2 separate regions of the Homo sapiens genome follow, and region 2 is linked to region 1. The links are chromatin contacts, found by Hi-C or POLR2A ChIA-PET in ENCODE. All regions are on one chromosome and are shown on one strand. Each heading gives the region's core, a stretch centred on a gene start or an enhancer-like site at or near the end of the contact. The rest is flanking DNA. Distances are from core to core; before and after follow the strand shown.

Region 1 (4,764 bases), core at 708-3,207:
CTTGTTCCACCCTGTGCATAAATAAAAAGTGATCTTTTATAAAGTCCTAGAATGTATTTAGTTGCCCTCCATGAATGCAAACTGTTTTATACATCAATAGGTTTTTAATTGCCTACATAGATGTCTACATTGAATTAACTCTCTTTTTGGCCAAGCAATGAAGTTTTGTAGTGAAGGGAAGGTTTGCTGCTAGCTTCCCTGTCCACTAGATGGAGAGCTTGGCTCTGTTGGGGGAATTCATGAAAGCACCATCTCACCAAATAAAATCTTGTGCTCTATAGCACCATGGAGTGAATGAAGCTTTGACAACAATTTTAAGAAACTGGGTCAAGCATGGTGCAGCTCAGCCTTTTTGTTGTTGTTGTTGTTGTTGTGAGACAGGGTCTCACTCTGTCGCCCAGGCTGGAGTGCAGTGGCACGATCATGGCTCACTGCAGCCTGGACCATCCCGGGCTCAAGCAATCCTCTCACCTCACCCCTCCAAGTGGCTGGGGACTACAGGCGCCACCACACCAAGCTAATTTTGTTTATTTTTATAGATACAAGATCACACTATGTTGCCCAGGCTGGTCTCGAACTCCTGGGCTCAAGCGATCCTCCTGCCTCAGCCTCCTAGAATGCTGGGATTACAGGCATGAGCCACCATGCCCGGCTGCAACTCAGTCTTAACATTTTTATTGACGCTAGAGTTAGCCCACAAAGAACATGCACTATGAGCAAGCCAGTAATAATTAAGAGGCCTCGAGGGCACATACTGGATGCCAATCACTGTTCTAAGCATCATACCCATTCATTCATTTAATCCTTAGGGCAACCTTATGAGGCAGGAAATATTTTTCACATTTTGCAGACAAGGACCTTGAAGCACAGAGAGGGTGAGTAACTTGCTCAAAGCCACACAGCTAGTAAGCAACCGATTTTGAATGCGGGAAGCCTGCACTCTTAACTACCATGCTACCCTCCCTCTCAGTCCTCGAAAAGAGAATTAAAAGGCAAGACCATCAGATGTTTGGTGACATGATGTAGTCAGAGTGAAATGGCCGGGTGCCCAAGTCCCAGGGAAGGTCATAGATGACAACAGCCAATTGTAAAATCCTCACATTTTCTGTGAAGTTTGTGTTTGTAGTTTCTGAGTTGCCACAATTAAGAGTTGTCATACATACCCAAGAAATAATATAATAAAAAATGTTTCGTCTGCCACCACAGATGAATGTCATGCATTCTGGGTAGTTTAGTCTTATAACCAGCTGTCTTGCCTAGTCTATTTAAGTTCAGCTGCTCTAGCTGAGAATTTTCTCTTATTAAACCCTGTGAGTCTCAAACTCCCTGCACCTTAGACTAGGCAGCTGAGAGAAGCCCCTAGAAAAGCTCATTTTTAATTTTGAACCATAAAGAATTATATACTAACTGTGCCATGAAACTGATATATTAGAGGAAAATTTTATTTGGCGTTTGTAATTTAATATTAATTTTGACCATTTTTAGGCTTCCCTCTTGTCTGGAGGAAAAAGAAAAAAGAGAACCAGACTTAGACACAACTTCTTGTGGGCACATATTCAGAAGGCATCTCACTGGAGAGGGTTTAGTTCTCCTTAGCAGAAGATAAGATTTCAAGATTTCAGCTAAGACTCATCTCTCTGCAAATCTTTCTTTTGAGAGGTAAGGATTGTTAGTTATTAAAATACTATTGCTCCCTTTAAAGTCTTTCACTCACAATCATGTTTTGTATCTTTGATGTTATAACCGTCTGAAACTCATTCCAAACTGTGACCCTTTCCTTATCTTAAAGATTATATTTTAAGATAATTGTATGAGCACTTGGTGTTTGCCAAATGTCTTCTATGGGTTTCCTGTAAAGTCTTTTACTCATCTCAGAAGCTAACTAACAGGCCAAGCAGCTGAGAGGTTACTTACCGGGGAGAGTTTCTTGTAGGGGAACGGATGTCTCAGCTCTTCTGGCCAGATGAGCTGTGCAAATCAATCATATAGACAGTATAAAAGTAGGAAATGCTGTTTCTTTTGAAGGAGGGTGGAGTTAAATCATTAAGTGTATTGAAGGCGAAAAGAATCAGAGAACAGTTCTTCTTTTTAAGTTGAGCTTAAAATAAGCTAGAGAATAGATCTCTGGTCTGAAGGTTTATTTACGGGCTTTTCTCACTGGATTATTTTGTTTTTGTTCTCTGCTCATCCCACTACACAGAATCTGTTAGAAAATATAAAGAATAAAGGATATCAGAGCTAGAAGAACATTTACATTCATCTAGTCAAAAGCCCACATTTTAGTAAAAGAAATTACTATCCAAGAAGCAAATGATTTGTACAAGATCACAGGGCTTTTCAACAGTAAGGCTAAAAGGTTAAGAAAATTCTGATTATCTTAAGAGTTGCTATTAATTAAAGCCAACTTAAACCAACTTTAAATGTAGAGGGGGATCCTGGACTTCACATTAACCCTGTGTCCCCTTTTTCTCCACTCTCCCCGTATCCCCTATCCCACCCCAACCCCCACACAGATGCTCACCACCCAATATTATTGTTCTCTGTAAACGGAAACAACCTGTTGTCTAAAGAGTTTTAACTATGGGCTCACGGGTGAGCTAAACAGGTTTCCCATCTTTTTCTGGACCCAGGATCTTAGTGGGGATTTTCACTCTGTTCACTATTTTGTTGCCCTTCAAACCAGTAAGCATTTATGAGGACTCACACTATGCCAGATACATAGGTGGCAGGATTCTTCACTCCAGATATAATCTATCTGAAGCTATGAGAAATTTTCCACATGACATAAGTATATGGTCAAGTTCAGGTTCTTTATGACTATACTATATACAGTCATATCAAGCTCTCTTGGCGGTTGGTGACATCTGAAAATCTCAAGTATTGTCAGCAGAGCTGAGAAGACAGCAGAGAGCTACTCCCGAGCCACAAGATGCCCTCTGGGCTTCCGTGACCTTGGCTCTAGAATAAAAAGCTTTGGCTTGTGATCTCTAAGAAGGCAAATGAGACCCCAAACAGCAAAATTACGTGCCCCCAATCCTACAGAGGCAGACTAACCCAGGGGCTAAGCCAGTGGCCTCTGTAGTCAGACTGCCAAGCTTGAAACCTGTCTTACCCTCAGCTTTCTCGTCTGGGTATTGGGCTGAATGACAGTAGTCATTTCATGAGTTGTTGGGAGGATTCTATGAGGCATCCACGGCCAGCATCTAGCACATACTATGCACTCAGTAAACATCAAACTCTTAGTTACTCTTTCAGCAGTCCTTTGTCAGAGAGAGTTTATTTGATCAAATCCTAATAAAATTGGTTCACCGGAGTCTCTGTCTATAGCAGATTAGTTTCAGCAAACTAGAAGCTGAAAAGGTAAAGCTAATTGCTGGTGCTTGGAGAATAGAAAGAAATGACTGCTTGGGAAAAGCCAGAACAGTATAGAAATAGCCCAGCGATCAAGACACCCCCACCCCCGCCCCATATAGGGACATATGTCTGTGCTACAACAGAGCTCAGTAACATAATCATAACAAGGACAGCGAATCATCGAGAAAATGTTCTAGTTCATCCCATATGTGCAATTCAAAAGGCATTGATTAAGAACTGCAGTCATGCTGCTGGGTTTAACCTCCAGCTTCATTACTGCTACTTGGCTCTGACCAAATTATTGAAGCTCTGTGCCTTAGTTTTCTTAACTGTAGAGTGGAGGTTTTAAAAAAACCCAAATACAAACTTACTCAATATGCCTGTGGTGGAGAGGGAATGATAACAAGTGTAGAGCCTTTTGGGCACCCACCCTCGGGGGACTGTTTAAGCAGGGAAATATAAAGTGTGCTTTTGAAAGAGTTCAAAAATAGGTAACAAATAAATTAATATAAAATTTTATAGAAAATAGATAGCATAAATACAACTTTGGTTTTTCGAAAGATAGATAGCCTTGTATTCACTGGTAATCCACTTGTGCAGAACCCCCGGAGGCTGCCGGACCAACACTGTATTTCTGTTTGTGGCAATTGCTGGTTCTTACTTTCACCATGCAGAGCTGAGGCTTTGCCATGTTCTGTTTGTCTGTCATTAGGGTATTGGAGGATGTGAAGACATACTCACCCCCAGAGGGCAATGTGGGCTAGCGGAGCAGGCTCGGAGTCACACACGCTGTGCTGCTGACTTGCTGTGTGACCTCGGCAAGATACTTCCACTGCCCAAGCTTCCATTTCCTCATCTGTTAAATGACGTGCTAGACCTGGGGCAGCTTCCACCCTAAATACTACATGATTCTATGGCCAAGTTAGTTTGAAAAATATAGGCTAGATGGGAAACAAGGTGAGGATTCACAGGCTGAAACAAGGAAGCACAGCTTTGCAGTGTGCGTTACTCCACTTTTGTGTTTCTGGTCCAGAGGTGTGTTCTAGTAACCACTCAGGACAGGGGGGTTCAGCCCAAGGATTCACAAGAAAGTGGGGACCCATGGGAAATTCTTCAGCATTTAAATGAAATGTTGTTCTGGATACAATAATGACAACAAGCTAGCAGCTTATCATGCTGTGACTTAGTTGCTTGGTGTCTGCTACTCTTTCTACTTTGTCCCTCTCAGTTTGCATGGCTCTTGTTCTCTTTTTATTATTAAGTACATTCGGACACCCCATAGGAAATGAACTTTTGATCACTTTGTCACTCTAGACTCCATGCCCATATTGGAGGGTGTTTCGTGCCATCCCTCCTTTTTGGGGCCTTTTTGTCTTTAAACAGCTGCCCCATGTCTAGTCACTGCACCTA
Region 2 (5,180 bases), core at 1,310-3,809, 53 kb before region 1:
AACCAGGGGAAATTAAGTGTGTGGTGGGGAAGTGTTAAGAGGGCCTCAGAGTGGCTGCCGACCAGCTCCATGCATCCCTAGGTGAGTCCCCATCCATTCTCTCCCTCATTCTTAATGTGTTTCCAAACAGGTGAGGAACAATGAAAACCAAGTCGGACATTCTAGTGCTAATTATATAGAGAGAATTTATGTAAAATGTGATAAATGCAAAATATTTCATCAGAAGGAGTATTAATGTTAAATAACCTCAACTCACTAGTAATTAGGCAATCATTTTCATTGATTAGCACAATTTAAAATTCAAGTTGCTAATGATATTCAGTATTGTGAGGATGTAATGAAACAGATAGTCTTATTCAGTATCGGCAGGACCGTATTATTATACATACCCTTAGAAGGACAGTTTAGCAACATCTCTCAACATTTTAGGTGAGAAATTTATCTGCAGCTGGTGCCTCGGTGCTGATGCTGGGGGATACTGGTGAGCATGGCGCAGCATTGGATGGGGGGCTCCAGGCTTCAGGCTCCATGCTTCAGACTGCAGGACCTGGAGCTGCTTCCTGCATCACAGCAGGGCTGCTACAGTGTGCTCTGGTGCAGAACTGGCAGGGGTGCCTGCAGGCCTCTTCCCCAGCATGTGTGTTCACTTTTTTTTTTTTTTTGAGGCAGGATCTCACTCTGTTGCCCAGGATGGAGTGCACCGGAGCGATCACAGTTCACTGCAGGTTCAACTTCCCCGGTTCAGGTGATCCTCCCACCTCAGCCTCCTGATAGCTGGGACTATAGGTGCAGGTCATGCGGTGTCTCATGCCTGTAATCCCAGCACCTTGGGAAGCTGAGGTGGGTGGATTACTTGAGTCCAGGAATTTGAGAGCAGCGTGGGCAACATGGCAAAACTCCATGTCTACAAAAAATACAAAATAATTAGCCATGCATTCACTTCTGAGGGAAAAGTCATGGACTTTGTGGTGCTGTGAACCCCATGTCACTCATACCAGAAAGAACATTGTGTGCTTTGGGGTCTTGGGAAAGCTGACTGACCACCTGAGGTGATGCATACTTATTTTTTTATTTATTTTTATTTTACTATTATTATTTTTTGAGACAGAATCTCACTCTGTTGCCCAGGATGGAATGCAGTGGTGCGACCTCGGCTCACTGCAACCTCCGCCTCCTGGGTTCAAGCGATTCTCCTGCCTCAGTCTCTCCAGTAGCTGGGATTACAGGTGCCTGCCACCATGCCGAGCTTAATATTTGTAGTTTTAGTAGAGACGGGGTTTCACCATGACTGCCAGGCTGGTCTTAAACTCCTGACCTCAAGTGATCCACCTGTCTCCACCTCCCAAAATGCTGGAATTATAGGCTTGAGCCACTGCGCCCAGCCAATGCATACATTTTTCCTCAGGAGATTAGCTTTTACCAGCAAAGGGCGTTCAGAATCAGTTAGCTGACCATTGTTTTCTGAAGTAATCACAGGCCAGTCCCTAGTGGGAGAAAGAAGTGGCCTCTGTAGCAGGACACCTGGAGCTCAGCCCCAGCTCTGCTGTGTGGCTGTGTGACCTTGGGTAAGTCCCTTAACTTTGCTGGGCTCAGCTTTCTTTGTAGGCAAAATCAGGGGCTTGAGCTTGTTCTCTCTACAGCTCTCCTACAGATTGAGTCTGTCTGCAATCACAAGGAGCAGGAGAGGAAGAGACTTAAAATGTGTTATTGTGGTCAGCAGCTATGGGCTGAATGTTTATGTCCCCTCCCAGCCATTCTACTCTTTAGCTTAGAGCTATTCTCCACATGGGACCCAGTGGGTCCATGAGGTCAAACTATTTTAATGATGATACTCAGAAGTTATTTATCTCTCTCCTTATTTTACGAGTAGAATTTTCCAAAGGTTATTTGGCATTTGACAGTCTAACAGATTGGATGGAGAACAAGACAGAGAATCCAGCTTCTGGCCAGAAGTGGTGGCTCACACCTGTAATCTCAGCACTTTGGGAGACCGAGGCAGGAGGATCACTTGAGCTTAGGAGCTCGAGACCACCCTGGCCAGCATGGCAAGATCCCATCTCTACCAAAAAATATAGAAATTAGCTCGCATGGTGATGTGCGCCTGTGGTCTCAGCTACTTGGGAGGCTGAGGTGGGACGATTCCAAGGATCACTGTTGTTGCTAATTTTTTTTCTTTTAAAAAATACAGATATTTTTAATAAAAGTATGTTAATTATGTTAACCTGTAATGGGCTTATTATTTCAAAATCAATTAACAATGTAAATATTTAAAACTTCTGTGTTAAAATTTCTAATAGTATAAATAGCAGTAGATTTAGCCCACTCTAAGGGAGATGGTTGTGCTTTAGTCAGGAGTAGGCCGAGGCAGCCTTCTGGTGCAGCATGACTCAGTGGGTTTGGAGGCAGGCACACAACTCCACACATTATGTAACCATGCCATGTGAGGTGCATTAGGTGACCACTCATATGAGCACGTGCTTGGCTCAAAGCCACTATTGTCTGTAAAAGGTAAAATTACCCTGCTGACACTACATATGGCTTGCACCCAGAGAGAGAATAAAGCCATGTCGAAACCGCCTACTCGAGTGTTTTTCCAGTTACCTGCCACCCACCCACCAACTCCCCTTGGACTTTAGTTTGGGCTAGAACCTGACAATTGGCATCACGAACAGGATCCTAAGGTAAGTGAGCCTTCGGTCCCTGCTGATTCCAGGTTGGCCATGTGACCACAACATGGGTTGTGGTACCCGGTGGTAGCCGTGCTGTGAGGGTGGGCCTGAGTGGAAACCTGGGTGGCAGTAGATGGGTCCCCCATGAGCATGGAGAAGGCGCTGAAGCAGCTGGAAGTGCAGAGCACCAAGAAGGAGAGAGCCTTTGCTGGCAGAGTTGGATGGGCATTTTTAACTGTGCTAAGAAAAGTACACACCCAGTCCCTGAGGGATGCAGACTGGAGGTCTGGCTACACCGATCTGGAAAATAATTAGAGGCTGCCATGAATGGGGACCTCCAGGTGCAGGCAGGATGCCTGGAGGTGTGGCTTCAGAGCTTGGAAAAGGAATTAGAGGCTACCATGAATGCAGGCCTGGGTCCATCATCTTGTCTGGAGATCCCCACTCAGTTTCATACCAAGGAGGAAGAACCCCTGTTGCGGGCTCACCCGGTGGTCTGACAGAAGGTAGATCATGAACAGCCACTGGGGCTCCAAGGGTGGACTCAGGGACTCCCCACCATAATGCAACACATTTCGTATATTGCCTGTACCCCAACTGAGTTGCAGGAATTAGGCAAGCAGTGTTGCCAGTGTCCAGGGGAACCCCTGCCTGCCTGGATGCTTCGTCTGTGGAACAAGGGAGCAGATGGTATCTCCCATTCCACCTCTGAGATGGACAAGCTGGCCTCCACCATGACTCACCCCTCTCTCTGTCAGCGGCTGCAAGTGAGCAGGTGGTTAGTGGCAGCGCAAGGAGACCACACCCTGACTGAGTGGCTACAGGCAGCCATATGAACTGTGTGGAATAATGCTGGTGAAATGCCCAAAACTGTGAGTAAATGGCAGTCATATGCCAATTTGGTGTAAGTCATTCGGGAGATGGGTATGCGGCAGGCTATGTTTGTCCTGAATACCTGAGGGCCAGATGATAAATGTTTCACCTCCCACATGAGGGATCTCATGTTGGGTTTGATGCTCCTGAGCCCCTTTGGCTCCCTAGCTGCTGTCCTCACCCCATACGTAGGGCACCGCATACATGAAGTAACCACTGCCATGGCGGCTCTCAGGGAAGCAGAAGGCCTTCAGGGGGATTGGAGGGTCCACACCATAAAGAAGGGGAAGTTACCCCACCCACAGGGGGCTCCCCCATAAAAAAAGGGGGCCCCAACGAGTGACACGCTCACAGATGTGGATAGATTTGATTTTGGCTGGGGTTGACTGAGAGAAAATTGATAAGCAGCCCAATGAAATACTCCTAACTTTGCGGAGACAGTTGTATGCAGGGCAGCAATTCCGGAAAATGCCCAAAGGGGAGAAAGGCATTGCTGTGTGACCTGGTCCTACCCAGCTCAGAGACTACTTGCTGCAGCCAGGTGGAAATGTAGAGCCTTTTCTGTTCAACTAGGGAACTGGCCAAAGGTGTCTGGCTTGGGGGGACACCAGATGACCAGAGGCCACATGTGGAATTGGCAATCCACTGGTCCCCCACCAATGTACAGTGGGTGCTGGTGCTGGTAGATACTGGCATAGATTGTAGCCTTGTTTATGGGAACCCAGTTAAGTTTTTGGGCAAATCTGCATATATTAAAGGTTACGGAGGCCAGTCAGTGAAAGTGAAACCTGTATCTCTGTACCTTGGCATTGGCCACTTGGCTCCTTGCTTATACACTGTGTATGTCTCTCCCATACCTGAATACATTCTGGAGGTGGATATTTTACATGGCTTGGAAGCTGTGCCATCTATCATGGATTTGATGAACCACTCGACAATGGAATTAGGACAGTACCACTATGTGGTGGACTTGGCCAATGCATTCTTCTCAGTTGACCTTGCTCTAGAGAGCCAGGAACAGTTTGCCTTGATGACAATGGACTTTCACAGTGTTGCTGCAGGGCTATGTGCATAGCTCCACCATATGTCATGGTCTTGTTGCCATGGATTTAACAGCCTGAAAATGTCCAAAGGGAGTCCACTTGTTCCATTACGTTGATGATATTATGTTAACCTCTGATTCTCTTGCAGATTTAGAAGCAGTGGCACCCCTCTTGTGGCAACATTTGGCAGCATGCAGTTGGGCCATCAACAAATCCAAGGTCCGAGGGCCTGGATTACCTGCTAAATTCTTGGGAGTTATCTGGTCGGGTAAGATGAAGGCCATACAAGAGGCTATCATTGACAAAATTTAGGCATATCCCTGGCCCACCACGGTGAGGCAGCTGCAAACTTTTGTGAGCCTCCTGGGATATTGGTGGACATTCCTGCCTCATTTAGCTCAAATGATAAAACCATTGTATCAGTTAACAAAGAAGGGAGCAATCTGGGATTGGGCTGATGTGGCTGAGACTGGCTTCCTGGCAGCCAAGTGGGCTATTCAGCAGGCACGAGCCCTGTGGGTATTTGACAAGGGGTGCCCATTTGAACTGGATATGCATGTGACCACAGATGGTTTTAGTTTGGGCCTGTGGCAGC

Evidence for each region. A loop is a pair of places that touch in the nucleus more often than their neighbours do. ChIA-PET counts read pairs that join two places held with the same protein, here RNA polymerase II (POLR2A). Pooled maps may share reads with other maps.
Region 2: a map of heart left ventricle shows a loop between it and region 1 (2.1-fold over the local background). The contact joins the promoter of LINC02009 here to the promoter of CCR5 in region 1. A Hi-C loop is called at or near these places in 7 of 168 maps with a recorded cell type or tissue (Calu3, K562, MCF 10A and 4 more) and 5 of 50 pooled maps. POLR2A ChIA-PET finds 5 or more read pairs at or near these places in 6 of 52 experiments (K562, MCF 10A, OCI-LY7 and 3 more).

Annotation. Positions count from the first base shown.
Region 1 is chr3:46,368,139-46,372,902 of GRCh38, reverse strand. CCR5 (C-C motif chemokine receptor 5) reads right to left here and starts at 1,957. Exons shown (of 2, transcript NM_001394783.1): 1 at 1,915-1,957; 2 at 1-11. CCR5AS (CCR5 antisense RNA) reads left to right here. Exons shown (of 4, transcript NR_125406.2): 3 at 1,486-1,659.
Region 2 is chr3:46,421,046-46,426,225 of GRCh38, reverse strand. It overlaps LINC02009 (long intergenic non-protein coding RNA 2009), which reads left to right and starts at 2,559. Exons shown (of 5, transcript NR_151704.1): 1 at 2,559-2,681; 2 at 3,428-3,541; 3 at 4,734-4,853.